2 separate regions of the Mus musculus genome follow, and region 1 is linked to region 2. Evidence: chromatin contacts called from ENCODE Hi-C or POLR2A ChIA-PET data. All regions are on one chromosome and are shown on one strand. The core of a region is the stretch at or near the end of the contact, and the rest is flanking DNA. Distances in the headings are between cores, read along the strand shown. Region 1 overlaps Llgl2 (LLGL2 scribble cell polarity complex component). Region 2 overlaps Gm42096 (a long non-coding RNA gene).

Evidence for each region. Hi-C counts contacts between places; a loop is a spot of excess contacts on that map. ChIA-PET counts read pairs that join two places held with the same protein, here RNA polymerase II (POLR2A).
Region 1: POLR2A ChIA-PET joins it to region 2 with 10 read pairs in Patski. The contact joins two enhancer-like sites. A Hi-C loop is called at or near these places in 1 of 37 maps with a recorded cell type or tissue (heart). POLR2A ChIA-PET finds 5 or more read pairs at or near these places in 2 of 5 experiments (Patski and embryonic stem cell).

Annotation. Positions count from the first base shown.
Region 1 is chr11:115,830,284-115,835,933 of GRCm38, reverse strand. Llgl2 (LLGL2 scribble cell polarity complex component) reads right to left here. Exons shown (of 26, transcript NM_145438.2): 2 at 1,032-1,137. The coding sequence starts at 1,106. Among named protein-coding and RNA genes, the nearest start is that of Llgl2, 9.1 kb to the right of the region's middle. Within about 2 kb of position 3,298, at least 1 of the 3 ENCODE cell types and tissues checked has a DNase peak (open chromatin) inside an H3K27ac peak, as active enhancers do; it is heart, where a contact is called at or near this core.
Region 2 is chr11:115,720,502-115,726,328 of GRCm38, reverse strand. Gm42096 (a long non-coding RNA gene) reads left to right here. Exons shown (of 2, transcript XR_880315.1): 2 at 3,358-3,673. It also overlaps the pseudogene Gm11703. Among named protein-coding and RNA genes, the nearest start is that of Gm42096, 3.5 kb to the left of the region's middle. Within about 2 kb of position 3,524, at least 2 of the 3 ENCODE cell types and tissues checked have a DNase peak (open chromatin) inside an H3K27ac peak, as active enhancers do; they include heart, where a contact is called at or near this core.

The sequences.
Region 1 (5,650 bases), core at 2,049-4,548, 110 kb before region 2:
CCAGAAAGGAGGGTCCTTCATTCACCAGGCCGTTTCAGGGTGAGGGGAAGCCCAAACCAAAGCCCCAAATAAAAGGCATAGTTCCTGACTGGAAGCCGAAGCTCAGGGGTGGATGGCTTGGTTACTGAGATGGTTTGGGCTCAATCCTCAGTACCAAAAATGTCAGAATTGCACCTACGGACATGCCCTGGAGATGCAGACCCCAGGAGAAAGGATCCTGCTGCTGTCTCGGACCTACAATCTACTTCGGACATAGATCAAAGCAGACGAGAAGGCTAATTATCCCCAAGCGGCTCCAGATTGCTGGGTGGCAGGAGGGGGAAGCTAATGAGCTCTGTCACACCCTGTCACACTCTTTAGCCTTCCGAGGCCCAGCTTCCTTGGGGAGGCCAGCAAAGCTCCTGGGGCTTCAGATGCCACACTCTGCCCCACTCCCTCAGGTGCTCTTCCCCCCCCCCCTCCTCCCAGGCTGGAGCCTGCAGAGAAAGCTTTTTCCTTGGGGACAGTATCAGGGGAATGGTCCTTGAGGCCACAGGGCTGCAACATCATAAGGATGTTATTATACCTCGGGACTCAACGTGCTTTCATCTTTTCTGTCCCTTAGCCTCCTTGGCAGCCCCGTGACAAAGCAGGCAGGGCTGAAAGTTTTGTACCTGTCATAGGTAGAAAGATAGGGGCTTGGTGGAGTTAACTCTCAGTCATTTCTAGCCAGGGAGAGACCTGGGACAAGGAATTCTAACTCCCAGGCCCAATGTCGTTCCTAGACAGCAAGGTGACACAGACCTTTTGATCCTAACACTCAAGAGACAGAGGCAGGTGGATCTCTGTGAGTTCCAGGCCAGTCAGGGCTACATGGTGAGATCCCCGTCTCAGAAATAAACAATAACAATATACCTCTTCCTAGGGGATGCCACTCTGTTTCCCAGTTAAGATTCCCAGGGGGCTTTTCAGGCAGTGTCACTCCCCAGCCCCAGCCCCTGGGGAGGAGCCCAGGCCAGGGTTTCCCCTGCCCTCCCTCACCGCATCCTTACCTTGTTAAACTGGAACAGATCCCGCTTCAGCCTCTCCCGGGCAGGGTCATGTCCAGTTCTCAGGAACCGCCTCATCTTGCTTTAGTTTGTGGCCCCCACAACAGACCTGCAGAAACCAAAAGTGCCCTTGAGCCCATGCCCACAGTTGTCCAGGCCCAGCCTCACCCAGACCCACAGCTTCCTGGGGCCAGAATCATCCTGGACACAGGTGTCCAAGGCCCAGGATCACCCAGGCCTACAGCTGTCCAAGCCCAGGGTCACCCAGGTTCACAGCTTCCCAGAGCCAGTATCACCCAGGCCCAGGCCCTCCTAAGACCCAGGATCACCCAGGCCCCAGCTGCTGAGGCCCAGGCCCAGAACCTCCCCTGCCAGGCCGGGAACCTCCCCACCAGCCTCTCTTCTTAAGCCCAGCTTCACCCTCACTTTCCTGAGCTCCTTCCACTGCAAGGGCCCAGGACAGGGAGACAGTGAGGCCTTGGTTCCTGGAGGTCTGGGCCTGTCTCTCCCCGTGGTTGATGCTCTAATGCCACCAGTTACCATAATGGGAACAGGAGAAACTGGGGGAGGAAGCCATTTACCCCAGCTTTATAGGAACAAAGAGAGCCAGCAGGCCCTGTGGTTAATTAGCTTAATTGTTAACCTGTTTTCTGAAAGAAAAAAAAAAACATAAAAATCCAGAAAGAGAAACTTCACAGCCTCCCTCCGTGCAGTGGGTTGGCAGAAGCGGGGCTGTCCTGTGGAATTTCTTGATCGGTGCCTCAACTGGACATGCAGGGGAAGGACCTGGGGCAGTTTTAGCAGGAATACCCAGGTCGGGGTAAGATGGGCAAGGAGCCCATCAAAGACTCACATAGCCAAGCCCCGTGGTGCTGGGGACCAGGTCTGGTCCTATGAGGCTGTGGGCTCTCTAGGTTAATCCTAGATCTGCCTTGCTGCTAATTCCCAGCTAGCTCCCTGAGCTCTGACTGGGCATCTAGAAATGTTCCTTTTCAGATGTGCATGGTGGCACACGTGTAACCTAGGTCACTGGGGAAACAGAGCATCAAGGGTTTAAAGCCATGAAGGGTACAAAGTGAGACCCTATTTCCTGCCACTCCCTAAGGAGGCCTTTCTTAAGGGCCACAGCGGAGCCCAAATCAAGAGAAGACATTCTATCTGTACCGAATAAAGAAAACAGCTCAAGACCCCCAAGCCACTCATCGACCATAGAAAGCATTCCCAGCCCAAGGGGGGAAACTATTTCTGTACTCTCCTTGGGGGAGGGGCTGTGAGTGGGTGGTTTGACTTTCAGCGCCCAGTAGCAGTCTCCTGCTGACCATCTTTGGCACTGGGCATGTTCCTAGGAACACAGGGGCTCACTCAGGCCATTACAGAAATGGCTTCCTTCATTCCACTCTAGACGGAAAGAGAAAGCAAACATAGCCGCCAGCTCGCTGAACGCTGCATGTAGGGTCAGGTAGACAGGCCGACAAAGTGTGCTAAGTACTTAAGCTGGAGCAGGGACGGGACACCCAGCCTCCACTGGGGAAGGGGGGGTGCTTCTTATCTAAACCGAGGCTGGAAAGATAGCCTGAAGGTTGGGGGCAGGGGTGGGTACAGTTCAGAGGCAGAGCACTTGGTGGCAGTGTACAAGGCCCTTCATCCTCAGCTCTGTAATCAATCAATTAAAGGGCCAAGACTTTGCTTATGAAAAGACTCTGGATTTAAGACTGGGGCTCCCCAGTTGCTGGCTGCGGATAGAGCCACATCCCCTGCAAATGCAAAGATCAGCAGGACAAGCCACTTCCAAACCAAACACCAGGGACCAGTCCCTGGGGAACTGTCACCCTTTGGGGACAATCAAAAGGTCATGATTTGCAGTGGGGGAGGGGAGAGAGACTAGGGATTTCACATTTTTAGGGAAGCAAGACCACTGCAGAGCCTCCCACTCGTGGGGATGGGTGGGGTGGGGCGTGGGGATTGGTGGGAAAGTCTGGGTACCCACCTGAGGTCCCATAACAAGCCAGAGAACAAGCATGGGGCATCAAGTACTGGGGGCTCCTGGGACTGGAGTGAAAACAGGCCCCAGACTTCGGCCATCTCTGCCTCTGAAGACAGCTGAGCTGGCTAGCTGAACATTCCAGCCGTGGGGGAGGGTGGTGCAAGCTCGTAAATCAGCAGCTACGGCTCCTGGGGTGCAGGCGCTCCCCTCCCCAGCCGAGGTCACTAGGTCAGAAGGCACAGGAAGCTGGGAATGACTCCCTGGGAAAGGAAAGAGACCAGCGGACTCTAGGGAAGGGACAAGAAGGGACCAGGACCATCTGTACTAAGGACCCCACAGGAGCTCAAAGTGACACGGCAAAGTGGTGAGTGGCAGGAAAGAGGGGACATGCCCCACTTGGTCAGGAGGGCAGAACACTCGGTGCAGGCTACCTACCCAAGTGGCCGTCGGAGCACTTGCTGTGACCAGCACTGTTCCAGACCCCCTGAATGTACCTGTTGATACGTTTTAAATGTTTTGGTTCAAGTTGTCTAGGCTCACTGTAGAAACATCAAATCACTGAGGGTGAATCGTCCTCCAGAGAACCTCAGGAAAATGTGGGGACCAGGTTCTGACCACCTCTGTTGTTTGTGTGCTCAGGGTAAACACTACACATCAGCTCAGGCGGAGGCCACCTGAGAGGCCAGGCAGAACACACCTACCTGACAGAGGAAACCAGGCCACAGACTAAGCAACTTACCCACGGTCACCACTGCATAGGAAGCGGCAGAACTCAGAGCTGACCCCCATGTATGACTAACTCCAGAATTGAGGGGCTTATAAAGGCGTCCATGAGGAATGGCTATTACAGGAGAGCTAATTATATGGCTGCAGTCAAAAGGTAGGGCCACGCGCACATACTCCCACAGGCCATGGAGCTCAAAGCTAACCAAGCAGTTTGGGACCAGGTGCCTGGTCACTGCTTTCAGAGTGTTCTTAAGAACTAACCTGCAGGGCTCAGTGACCTTGTGGGGGACCTACTGCTGGGGACCCCATTGGCCAGGGAGACAGAAGAGCGACCTAGGAGCTGGGACCAAGGTGGAGGTAGAACAGGCTTGGGGCCAGTGTAACTGCCCCAAGGCAAGGCATGAAAATACCCCACCCCTTCTTAGAGGAGGAGGAGGACAGGTGCGGGCCTGGCTCAGTTCAGAAAGCCCCCTCCCCCACCCCAGGCCTTCTACCCCAGATAAGCAAGCTCTCAGAGGAGCCTGGAAGTCAGGCTAGGGCTGTGAAGTCTGATAGGGGATGATCCTGCCTAGCCTATGCCTGGGAAATGGGGAGGTTAAAAGACTAAGGGGGCAAACCTACAGCCCCCCAGTGTGCCGACTCCTGAGGCAGACAGGCCATGAGAGATGCCCTCTGGCAGGAGGGAGAGTAGAGTGGGGAAGGAGAAAGTATACAAGATGCTGAGGTCAAGGGCGCTGGGGGTGGGGTGGGGGTGGGGAAGCCTCGCTGAGAGTTACTGGTCAGCCTCTTGGCCCTATGTGTTCACAGCACTCTACCCGGGACACTTTGCCTAGGATACCGCCACATAACCCCACCGCTCAAATGCTCCCTCGCCCCAGTCTACAACTGTCCCCTCCCTGCTACTTTCTCCTCGTATCCCCTACTCAGGACCTCGGTGACAGGTATTACCGGCCACATAAGGTTTAGGGCAGGGCTAAGGGTCAGGCGGGTGGAAGAGCATGGTGCCGTGGGCCAGGATAAGGAGCACATTCCAGGAGCACTGGGGCAAGTCCAGGCTGAGATCATGGAGTGACTCGCATAGCACCTCGCAGCACAGACACACACCGGAAAGATGAAAAAGCCAGCCGGCCAGAGGCAGGGCCGCAGGGAAGGCCGCTCCGTCGGGTCTCACCACACACAGCCCCTCCTCTCGTTTGGCCCTTTCCTGGCTCCTCTGGCTGCCACTGCTGTCTGAAGAATCTTTCTGACCCTCTAGCGACAGGACTCAAAAAAGCCTTCCTCATCCCTTGAGCCCGTCCTGGTCGTAAAGTGATCACATTTTAGGCTAGGGGTTGGCTCAGCCAGAAAAGTTATCTTGCAAAAGCATGAGGACCCGAGCTTGACCTTCAAAGCCCAGGTCAAAGAGCTGGGGTGGGGGTGTGTGCCTGTAACCTCCGGGCAGAGGCTGAGAGAGGAGGACCCCTGTGGCTCACTACTCACAGCGAGTTCCGGGAGGCGGACCCCTGTGGCTCACTGTGCAAGGTGAGTTCCAGGTCAGTGAGAGATCCTGTCTCAGAAAACCCAAGGTGGCCAGTACCTGAGGAATGACACCTGAAGGAGACCTGTCCGCCCTACCACAAACACGTGCACACACATGTGTACCCACTCACAGGCATGAACATGCACATACACCTAAAGATGTATAAAATGAAAGTTCCTTAGAACCACACGGGTGGGCCAACACTTCCTTCTCTAGCCTTAGCTATCAGGAGAATAAGAAGCAGCCTTAAATGACCAGTGACAAGGACCCCCCCACCCCCACCCCGTGAAGGGGCTCAGACCTGCAACAGAAAGCTGGCTGTGAACAGAAGTCTATTTAGTGAGAAAGCAGTGTACAGGGTTTGGAAGCCAGGTAGAATACACTGGAAATCAC
Region 2 (5,827 bases), core at 2,275-4,774:
TTTGAGACACGGTTTCTCTGTATAGCCCTGGCTGTCCTGGACCTCACTTTGTAGACCAGGCTGTCCTCGAACTCAGAAATCTGCCTGCCTCTGCCTCCACCTCCCGAGTGCTGGGATTAAAGGCATGTGCCACCATGCCCAGCCTGATTTTTTTTTTAAAGATTCATTTATTTTATATACACTGTGAGTACACTGTTGCTGTCTTCAGGCACATCAGAAGATTTCATTAGAATGGTTGTGAGCCACCATGTGGCTGCTGGGAATTGAACTCAGGACCTCTGGAAGAACAGTCAGTACTCTTAACCACTGAGCCATTTCTCCAGCACAACATTGAATTTCTAATTCCTCCTGCCTCTATCCTGCAGGTGCTATACCACCATACCTGCCTCTAGTTTATTTTCTGGTGAAACAGACCTACAAACAAAACAAGCAAGCAAACAAGCAAACAAAGGCTGGACAGGTGTTGGGCCTTTAAGCCCAGCACTTAGAGTCAGATGCAGATGGATCTCTGTGAGAGCAGCCTAACCTATATAACAACTTTCAGGCCAGTCAGGGCTACATTGTGAGACTCTCAAGGGTTAAAAGAAAATAAGCTGGGGCTGGTGAGATGGTTCAGTGGGTTAGAGCACCCGACTGTTCTTCCCGAGGTCCAGAGTTCAAATCCCAGCAACCACATGGTGGCTCACAACCATCCGTAACGAGATCTGACTCCCTCTTCTGGAGTGTCTGAAGACAGCTACAGTGTACTTACATATAATAAATAAATAAATCTTAAAAGAAAATAAGCTGGTGAACAGGCTCAACGGTTAAGCAGTTAAGAACCCTTGCTGCTCTTGCAGAAGATCTAGGTTTTGGTTCCAGAATTCACATGGCGCGGCTCACAACTGTCTGTAACTCCAGTCTGTCACTCCAGGGTTAAGAGCACTGACTGCTAAATACCTAATAAAAAATGGAAAAAAAAAAAAAAAAAAAAAAAAAAAAAGAGCACTGACTGCTCTTCCAGAGGTCCTGAGTTCAATTCCCAGCAACCACTTGGTGGCTCACAACCATCTGTAATGGGTTCTGATGCCCTCTTCTGGTGCGTCTGAAGACAGAGACAGTGTACTCACATATATAAAATAAATAAGAATCTTTAAAAATAAAAAATACTCGCCGGGCGTGGTGGCGTGTGCCTTTAATCCCAGCACTCGGGAGGCAGAGGCAGGCAGATTTCTGAGTTCGAGGCCAGCCTGGTCTACAAAGTGAGTTCCGGGACAGCCAGGACTATACAGAGAAACCCTGTCTCAAAAAACCAAAAAAATAAATAAATAAAATAAAAAAATTTAAAAAAATTAAAAATAGCCGGGCAGTGGTGACTGCACACCTTTAATCCCAGCACTTGGGAGGCAGAGGCAGGCGGATTTCTGAGTTCAAGGCCAGCCTGGTCTATAGAGTGAGTTCTAGGACATCCAGGGCTATACAGTGAAACCCTGTCTTGAAAAAAGCCAAAATAGGCAGCCATCTTCCAGTAACTCGCCAAAATGACGAACACAAAGGGAAAGAGGAGAGGCACCCGGTACATGTTCTCTAGGCCTTTTAGGAAACATGGCGTTGTTCCTTTGGCCACATACATGCGAATCTACAAGAAGGGTGATATTGTAGACATCAAGGGAATGGGTACTGTTCAAAAAGGAATGCCCCATAAGTGCTACCACGGCAAAACCGGAAGAGTCTACAATGTCACCCAGCATGCCGTGGGCATCATTGTCAACAAGCAGGTTAAGGGCAAAATTCTGGCCAAGAGGATCAATGTGCGGATTGAGCACATCAAGCACTCAAAGAGCAGAGACAACTTCCTGAAGCGGGTGAAGGAGAACGACCAGAAGAAAAAGGAAGCCAAAGAGAAGGGCACCTGGGTGCAGCTGAAGCGCCAGCCTGCGCCACCCAGAGAAGCACACTTTGTGAGGACTAACGGAAAAGAGCCTGAGCTGTTGGAGCCCATTCCATACGAATTCATGGCCTAATGTACGCAAAGAAATAAAATACCAGCACCAGGAAAAAAAAAAAAAAGAAAGAAAAAAGCCAAAATAAATAAAATAAAATAAAATAAAACAAAATATATACCCACACTAAAACCTGCTATAGTTAGTTCTCTCGTTAATGGTACTGTAGCCATAAGGATGGTTATAGACCGACGTAATGGATTTGATGTTCTAGTTGCTAATTCAAGCCTTTAGCCATATTTTATATACAGCACAGCCAATAAACCATGTCTGTTACCACAAAGTGATTGGTTTTCCTTATGTCACATCAGCTTCTGTAACCAAACAGCTCAGGCAGGCATGAGTCCCAATGAAAGCCTGATTCAGGTTGCTGGGCTTCTTCAAGGTCCTGACTGGCCATGTACTGTCATGACCTACGTGTCATAATAATGATGCTACTTTTTAAAAATTGAGCCCCCTCCCTTTTTTGTAGACAAGGGTCTGTTTATTCCAGGCTGTCCCTTAAACCAGTTACATCACCAGGGTCGGCCTTGAGCTTCCGATCCTCTTGTCTCCACCTCCTGAATACTAGGATTATAGACATGCCCCACTATGGTGAAGTTTATGTGGTACTGGGGATCAAAACCAGGCAATCATCCTATCCACTGAGCTGTTACAGTGAGAGGACACGAACAGATTTTTAAGAACTTATAATATGAACATCATATTATAATTTAAGAAGGTCATAATATGAATTATTTCAACAACTTATATTGGGTCATGGTGAGGCCCTAAATGAACATCATATGTATTATTTCATTTTGGCATAAAGCCTCCAGATACTGAAAATCCTTGCCAGAGAAAAGAATGCTAGTCATGGTGGTGTGGACCTTTGATCCCAGTTCTTGGGAGGTAGAAGCAGGAGGATGGGGAGTTCAAAGTCAACTCGGACTACATAGTGGGTTTGATGTCATGCTGAGACCTTGCCAGACAGCAACCATTTCCACCAAGAGAAACTACAAATTTGAATCCAGTTTGTACGTGTGTGTGTGTATGTGTGTGTGTGTGTACATATATACTTTTCTTAAAAGACTAAGAGAAGGAGGAGAATGATAGACAGACAGACAGACAGACATCTTGCCACTGTGGTTTCTAGAACCTGTAACGATTGAGAGCCTGCTCTGGGCCCTAAAGCCAGAAAGAGCAAACAAAGCTGTGTTTCATTCACTCCAGCAGGCAGAGGAGATACAGCCCTGGAGCTTATTAAATACGTGGGGGAAACATTAGTTCTGTTCTTTAGGAACCACAAAGTATTGAAACTGTGGAGAACCAGAGATTCCGAGGTGAGGAGGGTGAGAGGCGAGGGCCGTTCATCCTGTTTCTGTTTTGGTTCCAGGGAAGTCGCGTTTCCATTGCATGGCATGCAACTAGATATTTCCTCCGTCCTCCGTGGCTGGGACCTGGCACACACTGTTTCCTGGCAGTCGAAGAGCGGCAAGTCCCAGCAGCGAGGTCAAAACCATTTTTGGAGCCAAAGAGCAGCATTCCTTTACAGTTAGTTAGCTTTACAACCGCCAAGGCCGCTCCTGCCATCCTGGTCTAGAGCGACACCTACCGGCAACAAAGGGAACTGTCCCAATTGCCCAGACCTGTGAAGATTCCCTGTTCATATAGATTGTATCCCTCACTAATTACAATCTATTTGATGATGTCTTAGGGTTTCTATGGCTGCGTTGAAGTATCGTGATCCAAAGGCAGGTTGGGGAGGGAAGGGTTTATTTGGCTTACATTTCCACATTACAGTTCATCATCGAAGGAAGTCAAGACATGAATGAACTCAAGCAAGGCAGGAATCTGGAGGCAGGAGCTGAGGCAGAGGCCATGGGGGGACGACACGACTGTTTACTGGCTTGTCCCATGCTTTCTTATAGAAAGGACCACTAGCCCAGGGGTGGCACCTCAATGGCTGGCTTTCCCCCCATCAATCATGAATTGAGAAAATGCCCAGCTGGAAGTGGTGGTTCACACTCTAATCCCAGCTCTTGAGAGACAGAGGCAGGCAGATCTCTCTGAGTTCAAGACCAGCCTGGTCTACAGAGCAAGTTCCAAGACAGCTAAAATGACACAAAGAAACCTTGTCTTGAAAAAAAAAGTAAGTCAAAACAAAACAAAAAAGAAAAGAAAAGAGAGAAAGAGAAAGAAAGATGCTGTACAGGCCTGCTTACAGCTCAATCGGATGGAGAATTTTTTTGGTTTTTTTTTTCTTTTTTCTTTTTTTTTTTTTTGGTTTTACGAGACAGGGTTTCTCTGTGTAGCCCTGGGGCTGTCCTGGAACTCACTCTGTAGACCAGGCTGGCCTCGAACTCAGAAATCCACCTGCCTCTGCCTCCCAAGTGCTAGGATCAAAGGCGTGGGCCACCACCACCCGGCCGACATTTCTTTATTTACATTCTCTCCTCTCTAGGTTGTGTCAAACTGACATAAAACTGTCCAGCGCAGGGAGCATCTAGAAATTGTCCCTCTAGTGATACTGCAGGGGCTGGGACCACAGCTAACTGGAAGACTCTTACCATGCATGCCTTCAGACCTCAACGCTGACAAACAAAAACTGTATCGCCAGGTGTGGTTGCACATGGCTGTTGTCCCAGCACTGGGGAGGCTGTGTCAGGATGGTCATGAGTTTGTTGCTAACACTGGTTACCTAGTGAGAGTTTGTCTCAATAAAACAAACAAACAAACAAACAAAAAACAACCAGAAAAACTGATATGTGCTTTAAAGCATTTTTGGTTTTTTGTTTTGTTTTTTTTGAGACAGGGATTCTCTGTGTAGCCCTAGCTGTCCTGGAACTCACTCTGTAGACCCGAGTGGCCTTGAACTGACAGAGATACATCTGTTTCTGCCTCCCAAGTGCTAGGATTAATGGTGTGCACTATGACATCCACAAACTTACATAAATTCTCTTCCTTCCTTCCTCCTCTTTCTTTCTTTCTTTCTTTCTTTCTTTCTTTCTTTCTTTCTTTCTTTCTTTCTTTCTTTCTTTCTTTCAAGACAGGATTCCTCTGGGTACTTGCTGGACTCATTCTGTAGACCAGGTTGGCCTCAAACTCAGAGATCTGCCTGCCTCTGCCTCCTGAGTGCTGGGATCAAAGGGGTGCGCCACCCTACCTCACACCCGGCTAAAAAATTTTTTTATTACTTTATGTGTATGAGTGTTTTGTCTGCATGTATGTCTGTGCACCATGTGTGTGCAGAGCTCTCAGAACACAGAAGAGGGAGTCTGAACCCCTGATACTGTGGGTACAAACAGTTTTGAGTCACCATGTGGGTGCTGGGAATCAAACCCAGGTCCTCTGGAAGAGCAGCCTGTGCCATCCCCAAGGCATCTCTCCAGCCCAAAGATATGCTTGTATGTAACTTGTGAAATGAGACACACCTAACTCCAGGCCTTGGTAGTGACTGTCTTGAGTTCTACATGAGTTGCTTGTCTGTCGGGAGCAGGTTGCTTGGCTATGGGTCAGCAGGGAGCTGTGTCCTCTCAGAGGGACATGGAAAATAGTAAGAAATAACAGAGCTGGGAATGGTGGCACACGTCTTTAATCCCAGAGGCTTTCCTATCTCTGTTCAAGGGCAGCCTGGTCTATTTAATGAGACTGTGTCTAAAAACCAAATAATGGCAAAAAGAGCTAAGGGATAAAGAAAAAAATAAAAGAAAGAATGGGGTGCCCAGTGAGGAGTTGTCTCGGGGTACAGTTACAGGCAAGTTGGCCTTTGACCTCCACACACACCATAAATAAATACTGCTTTTGTTTGTTTGTTTGTTTGTTTGTTTGGAGACAGGGTTTCTTTTCTCTGTATAGCTCTGGCT